2 separate regions of the Homo sapiens genome follow, and region 1 is linked to region 2. Evidence: read pairs that join two places in POLR2A ChIA-PET (ENCODE). Cell type or tissue: Panc1. All regions are shown on one strand. Region 1 overlaps SLC1A2 (solute carrier family 1 member 2). Region 2 overlaps PDHX (pyruvate dehydrogenase complex component X).

The links. Peaks named below come from ENCODE experiments on the same cell type or tissue, not always from the same donor. Only the 100,000 strongest peaks of a DNase experiment are listed, where the experiment ranks them.
Region 1: POLR2A ChIA-PET joins it to region 2 with 5 read pairs; 2 of 35 experiments call an interaction of 5 or more read pairs at or near these places.

What each region holds. Positions count from the first base shown.
Region 1 is chr11:35,404,750-35,408,749 of GRCh38, forward strand. All of the region lies in intron 1 of SLC1A2 (solute carrier family 1 member 2), which reads right to left. Among named protein-coding and RNA genes, the nearest start is that of SLC1A2-AS2, 12 kb to the right of the region's middle. In Panc1, a CTCF peak has its summit at 137; no DNase peak of the experiment used is centred here; H3K4me3 peaks cover 317 bases; H3K27ac peaks cover 477 bases.
Region 2 is chr11:34,952,730-34,956,729 of GRCh38, forward strand. The region is part of intron 3 of PDHX (pyruvate dehydrogenase complex component X); the gene reads left to right. Among named protein-coding and RNA genes, the nearest start is that of MIR1343, 13 kb to the left of the region's middle. In Panc1, no CTCF peak of the experiment used is centred here; no DNase peak of the experiment used is centred here; H3K27ac peaks cover 1,776 bases.

The DNA of each region.
Region 1 (4,000 bases), 450 kb after region 2:
GTTTACTTGCCTTGAACCCCATTGACAGTCTTCAGAGGGAGAGAGAAAGCAAATAAAGTAAAAATGAAATCTGTATATGCTTGGTTCTCGCAACTAACAATGGCTTCCCTGTCAGAGCAGACGAGAAAACCCAGCATCTCGGCTTTGACTCTACTTTCACTTCAAAAACAGCAGTTTGAGTGCCCTGGCTCTGAATCTAGGAGGATTCTAGCATTTTCCATAAGGATGATGAGGATAGCTTCAGCTGAAGACTTTCCCATAAGGCTCAGGAAGGGGATTTTATAAACTGATCTTTCATCCAATCACAGGACTCGCACTGTGAGGACTCGCAGAGTCAAGAAAGAAGATGCCAGCCATGGTTTTTCTTCTCTTATCCCACCAGGATGCAATAAATATCTCCCAACATGTCCAGTCACCAGAAAACTCCAGAAAAGAACTCCATTTCAGGAAATATAAGAATAGCTAACATTTTTATTTAGGTTGCTGGAAAACACACATACCAACTACAAGGTATTATTTCTAGACCCATACAAAACCAGAGTAAGGGAACTCTATTGAGACTGATTAAACATACTAAGTGTCTCTTTAATAGTTAAAAGATCAATTTAACAACAACGTTGTCTGCTTCTGGTAACTTTTCTTTTTCTAAATCAGTTTTCAAGCCCTGGATTTTTTTTTTTTTTTTAACTAATGTAATTGAAAAATCTGCTTTGACTTAAGAAATTCCTTCTTTGTATCTGAATATCAAATTCATTCTAGCTTCTCCTTGTTTTCCTTTACAAAGAACAATGGAAAGGAATAGACAGACATGATTCTGAGAGGAGGCAGGCATCCTGGGAAAGACAGAGGATGGGCTCAAAGATTCTTTTCTGATGAAATTTCATTGCATTTTAAAAGAACTGCAGATACAGGAGTTTGTAATTTTCCCAGACAGCTGCATGGGGACATGAATGACTGTGACAAATACATTTTTGGCTTCACAAGATGAGCTGCTTCCCAACTGATTATTCTTGTAACCTCCTTGAACCCTATTAACCCCTAGCAAAGGGTAATTATTGACTGGTAGGCAGGAATGGGGATGTTCAATTGACCACCAGAACCTTACCAAGATGACCATGACCCAACAAGCAAAAGGAAATGTTTTCTCAACCTTGGATCTGTTGCCTCCCACACCTGTTCCCTTCTGTCGTCTCTATGCCCTTGCATATCTCTTTTGCGAGGTAGACAATTCAATTATACTAACATTCATCGTGATAATGATAATAAGATGAGGCACAAAGAAATTAATGTAACCCTGATCCTCAGAGAGATACCAGGATAGTGAACAGACAGACAAGAAAACACTTAGCACACTCTGTTATGATGAGTTGCTATGAGAGAGGTCTGAACAAAGTGTAATAAGGACAGACTCCCTGGAAGAGGCACAACTCAAACATCACCTCTTCTGAGAAGCCTTCCCTCCTTCTCCAGGCTGACAAGGATGAGAATTCAGCCAACAAATGCTTACTGAGTGCACTGCATTAGGATCTAGGAGGACATGATGATGAACTAGTCTTCAAAGTGCTTACTTTGTAGATACAAACAGACAGATAAATAAAATATGTAAAAGTTGTAATTGATGCAGTGAAGGAAGCAAACAAGGGGAATGAGGTAGGACTAGGAAAGAGAGACCTATTTTAGGTGGAATGGGAAGAGAAGGCCTCTCTGGGAAATATTATTCAAGCTGAGGACCAAAGCATGCTCCAGGATCAGAGGGTGCCAGTCATCTGTGGAATGGTGGTAGGGTAGAAAGTGGTTCTGGAAAAGAGAATGCAAATGTGGGCAAGACCATGGGATATCTGAGGAACTGAGGTAGAAATTAGTAAGCTTGTAGGTTGAGGCTGAAGGAAGAAAAAAAAGGCAGGGTTAATACCAACATTTCTGGCTTTGAATCTCTAAACAGATAGAATTTACTGAGATGGGGAAACTTGGGAGTGGGTACAGATGAGTTTGTAGGGAAAAAAAAATCAAGAGTTCCATTGTACTATGATAATTTCCAGACATCTATGCATTGCACAAATGGAGACATCAGTTAGGTTGTAGGATATATGAATCTAGAACCTAGAAAAAAGGCCTGAAATAGAAACATACATTTGGGAGTTATCAGGATACATGTGCTATGCAAATATCCAGGAAGTGATTTAAAGGGAATGCAGAGCCCAAGAGGAGATTGGGATTAAAACTGGGTCCAATAAAATTTTCACAAACTATGCAAGAGCATAAATGATGAAGGGTTAAGGGAAGAAAGAGAAGAATTCCAACTAGGGAGACTTAGAAAGGACTTAAAAGGTAAATCTTAAAAAAAAAAAAAACAGCAAGCACTACTAAAATACATCCAACTCTAGCTTGCTGACTAATGAGGCTATAGAAGTAAGGACAAGCTGGCTGCCCCATCTGTCACTCTACAGATGACCAGGGTTGATCATGTGGACTTGACCATCTAGGCAGGCAGCCATTTCCTCCCTGTCCCTTCTGAGTAGTGCTCCCCTATACTGTGGGATCAGTCTCACAGAGGCACCCTGCTCTTCCTGCAGGAACCCCCAAAGTGAGCAATGAATTAGCCTCAGGTTCTAACTCTTTCCTTCATCAGTATCTTCCACGGATAATTCAAGACCTCCTCTTCATTAATCAAGCCCTTCCCTTAGCAGATGAACAGGCTTATAGCACACCTGGCCTAAAACTAAAACAACCCAACATATAATCCTGCTCTTGCCTTATCTGCTTTCCTAGTACCATCTACCTCTTGACTACCATTTATGGAAAAAAATAATTTGCATTCATTTTCTCTCCACCCATTCTCAACCCACACCAACATGGCAACAGCTGCCATCACTTTGCTGACCCAGCTCTGGCAAAGGCCAATGATGGCCTTGAAATTGACTAATCCAATGAGTACTTTTCAGTCCTTCCACGATTTGACCTCTCCATAGCATGCAGCACTGTCGGCCACTTCAAGTCACCTGCTCACTCTTGACTCCCTTCCTTACTTCTCAGCACCCTGCACCCCGCACCCCGTGAATCACCTCCCTCTGCCCATCTTCAGATACTAGAGCTTCCCAGGATGCTTCTCTTAGCCCAGTTCTTTTCTCTAGCTTCATGCTGTGTGCGGGTGAGCTCCCTTACATCTGTAATACAAATAGCACTCCATAAAGGCCCCGGCCTGTCATGACTCTAACTGCCCAGTGAACATCTCTACTGATATTCCACTCGCCACAAATGCTAAGCCAGTATGCTGAACCAAATTCACTGTCTTCTTCAAATTTAATTTCTCTCCTGAATTCCTTTTTCTGCACTTACCTCGCCCCCATTTGCTTAATCTAGAAGGCTGAGAGATGGCTTTAAGCCCTTCCACCTGCTCACACCTACTTGCACTTGGTCACCAAGTCCTTCTAAATATCCTTGGAATCTGGTAACCTATGCTCATTTCTATACCTTAATTCAGGTCATAATCTCCCACCTAAACTATTGCTGCCATCTTCTAACTAGTCTCAGTGCCTCATCCCCCTTGATATGGTTTGGCTGTGTCCCCACCCAAATCTCAACTTGAATTGTATCTCCCAGAATTCCCATGTGCTGTGGGAGGGACCCAGAGGGAGGTAATTGAATCATGGGGCCAGTCTTTCCCATGGTATTCTCGTGGTAGTGAATAAGTCTCACAAGATCTGATGGGTTTATCAGGGGTTTCCACTTTTGCTTCTTCATCATTTTTCTCTTGCTGCCGCCATGTAAGAAATGCCTTTCACCTCTCGCCATGAATCGGAGGCCTCCTCAGCCATGTGGAACTGTAAGTCCAATTAAACCTCTTTTTATTCCCAGTTTCAGGTATGCCGGGTATATTTAAGGGTTTTGCTTTTATTGTTAATAAAGCCATGTTTTTGTGTGATGGGGAAGGAGCCACTGGTCCAGAGGACAAAAGGGTAAAAGTTTTTGTTAAAAATAATTTATCTGACAGTGAATAGTG
Region 2 (4,000 bases):
TATCATACTGAATGGGCAAAAACTGGAAGCATTCCCTTTGAAAACGGGCACAAGACAGGGATGCCCTCTCTCACCACTCCTATTCAACATAGTGTTGGAAGTTCTGGCCAGGGCAATTAGGCAGGAGAAGTAAATAAAGGGTATTCAATTAGGAAAAGAGGAAGTCAAATTGTCCCTGTTTGCAGCCGACATGATTGTATATCTAGAAAACCCCATTGTCTCAGCCCAAAATCTCCTTAAGCTAATAAGCAACTTCAGCAAAGTCTCAGGATACAAAATCAATGTACAAAAATCACAGGCATTCTTATACACCAATAACAGACAAACAGAGAGCCAAATCATGAGTGAACTCCCATTCACAATTGCTTCAAAGAGAATAAAATACTTAGGAATCCAACTTACGAGGGACGTGAAGGACCTCTTCAAGTAGAACTACAAACCACTGCTCAATGAAATAAAAGAGGATACAAACAAATGGAAAAATATTCCATGCTCGTGGGTAGGAAGAATCAATATTGTGAAAATGGCCATACTGCCCAAGGTAATTTATAGATTCAATGCCATCCCCATCAAGCTACCAATGCCTTTCTTCACAGAATTGGAAAAAACTACTTTAAAGTTCATATGGAACCAAAAAAGAGCCTGCATCGCCAAGTCAATCCTAAGCCAAAAGAACAAAGCTGGAGGCATCATGCTACGTGACTTCAAAGTATACTACAAGGCTACAGTAACCAAAACAGCATGCTACTGCTATCAACTCTAATTTTTTCATATTGAAATAGTTATGACAGATTGTGAGGAAAGATAGTTTATATTCCCCATGAATCAAAAGCTAAATTGTTACATCCACTTTATACCTTTTAAACTTGTTTTTTTAAAATACAGACACCATCTTGAGGTGCTGCATGATAATTTTGATCAGTTGGATATAATTTACAGATTTGATAAATTATTGATTTGGTAGCGATTATATTGGATACCATCTCTGATGTTAGACTACATTTAAATCCTGCCTCTGCTACATACTTGTCTTGTGATCTTGAGCAAGTTACATAACCTCTTCGTGCCTTAATTTTCTCATCTATAAATGGGAATAATGATAGTATTTACCTCAGAAGGTTGTTAGGATTAAATGAGTTAATGCTGTGCTGGAACAGTGCTTGGCACTTGAAAGCCAGACAACTGTTATTCAAGGGCTTAATGAATGTTTCTTCTTCCCCTCTGTATTTTAGCTTATCATTGGTTTGTTCTCATTTTCAGTATTTCTTATGTACTTCCTTATAAACCAAAGTTCATTGTTCATATAAGATAAACAGTATACATTGAAGAATCAAAACAGTTCAAAATTGTATAATGATTCACACCATGATGGAAAATCATAGTGATGAACCAGATAAGTCAGTCACGTGACTCAGGTCATCTCCACTCACTGCTGCACATGCTCTGTCAGTAGTCACTAGGTAGCTTTCAAACTGCTCTATTTTAAAGAATAAAAGTACTTAAATAATTACTTAATATATTGATTTTAATATCAGAATTAAAACAGACAATATTTACTTGTGCCTTTAATGGAATGAGCCCTCTCAATTTCTCTGTTGGACATACTGCTGTAAATGTTTTGCATCTCATATCCCTGTGTACACAGATGAGATTAGGTGAGCTGTTTGTAGCACATTTGCAGGTGATTGATTGGTTAAGATGTGAGAATGTCTCTGGTACAGAAGCCTCACACTAGTGACCTGGGCTTGAGGGATAGAATTCAGCCTCTGTCTGAGAATTATGAAGAAATAGTTTGTCACAGACCTTACTACCCATTATCGTATATGTTGATGTTTGCCCTTTAGTGCTGCCAGCCACATGCTAAGCCTTTAAGCATGAATTTCTAACCCATACCAAGGGGTCAGTCCCCTGTAGTCTAATCTTGATCCATGTTGAATGTATTGTTTTAAAAAATCCATAATTTGAAGGAAAACACCACAGCAATAACAACAGCAATAATAATGCCTTTAACAATGAAAATGAAAACAAGTTACTAGCTATCAGACACTATTCTAAGGGCCTTACATATAACTCATTTATTCCTCATAACAACAATGTGAAGTAGCTACTGTTATTTGCATCTTACAGCTCAGAAAACAAGCATGGTGAGATAAGGAAACTTTACTAAGGTCACATAACTAGTAAGTGGTGGAGCCAGCGTTGAAACTCAGGAAGTCTGTACACAACTGGGAGGGAAGGCTAATATTTGAAATGATAGACTCAACATTCAATATTTCAGTATCGATGAGCTCTAAGTTGATAGAGCTATGTGTAAAAACCCTGCATTTAATATTAAGAAATCATTGGCAGAAGAGTAAGAGAGGGCTTTGGTCAAGTAAGCTGAGTGCATAAGAAAACTCTGGCATTTGAGGTGTCCTTAGCTCCAGATGCTTTGGTAGGGCAGAGTGTATCCATGGAGGTACCATGAGCTACCATGGAGGTAGCTCAGAGAGGAAAGGGAACAGTAACAGAGGCCTGCTTGGTTTTTAAACAGTTTTGCAAAGAGTATTATTTACGTATTTATACTAAGTCTACACCAGTTTTGAGTATTTGCCTACTACAGTGTAAGCAAATGCTTACAGGAAATTAGCACACCTCTGAAAGATCTCTGCACCAAAGGAATAGAAAAGGTTGAAGAAATTATCTTAAATTCATATAGAGATTTTAATGACTTTAAATGGAATTATAATCAACTGTATTTTATCTTCTGTTATATATTCAAGTTGTATGGTTGTATATCACTTGTCCTTGTCCATTGTATTTGGGTTTCATGCTTCATGGTGTCACTTTTTTAAATAGAAAAAAATGTGAATAGTTAAAAATAAATTTTATTTGATATTTAGATAATGGTAAAAATTGAAATGATGATAAATGCTGTTTATTGCCTACTTGTGAAGGTGTCAATGTTACGTTGGTAGAGTATATATGGAATCATTTATATGATTTACAGTAAATGAAACAGAAGGTGAGGTACCACTTTCAGATGTAGTACAGTTGTCTGACTCAGATTTTAGAAATCTATTGATATTTTTAAAGCAAAACTTTTTTTAATGCTTTACATTTGAATGATGTTCTTTGTACTTGGATATTGATCCTATTTCTGATTCAGTTTTGAAAGGAATTAACATCAAGTGGACTTCATGTCACTTAACAGTGCTTTTTTGTATACATTTTTAAAGAAAATTAGTCATTTTACTTTGATTTTTGAGTTAGCAATTCACAAGCAGGTAATTAAACACTTTTAGAAGAAAAATATTGGTCTAATAATAATCTTAACTCATCTTTTTGACATAGTAAAGAAAAAGGAACTCTGCAGAAGCAAAATTTTTTAGTATGTGGCAAACAACTAAGCAACTAGATTTTTCTTGGCTTTCTTAGTATTCTTCCATAGCTTGTAATTCATTAAACATTCCTATTCAGCTTTCTATACTAATTTCATATATATATATATGTATTTTGCTTCATGAAAGCATTGCTGCTTTTCTTCTTCATCAGTAATTAGTAAACTTAGCTTCCTAACCCCTTATAACTTATGCCTTATTAACGATAGTGAACATACCAGTAAGCATTGAAATTAGTGTTACTCTGATATGTCAAACTCATTCTAGAAGTTATGCTTTTCCTTACCATTACTGTATTAGTGGACGTCCTGCAGCCTATCATTCTATTGTTCATTAAATACAGCTAATGAACCTTATTTAGAGTAATTGAAAGGGAATAATAGAAGATTTTAAGGGAATGACATTTTCTTCCAGGAGTGAACTTATAAAATATTGTTATTTGAAGGTTTTCTAGGGACTTCTTTTTAGTAAGTAAATTAGAATTAGCCCTTTCTTTATAAATTAATGCTGCTGAAATGCTTAAAATATACTTAACTTTTAAAAACATTATCTTTGATTTTATTTAAGTGTTTAATTGGCATTATCTGTGGAAGAAATGCTTTATTAACTGAGACACCACT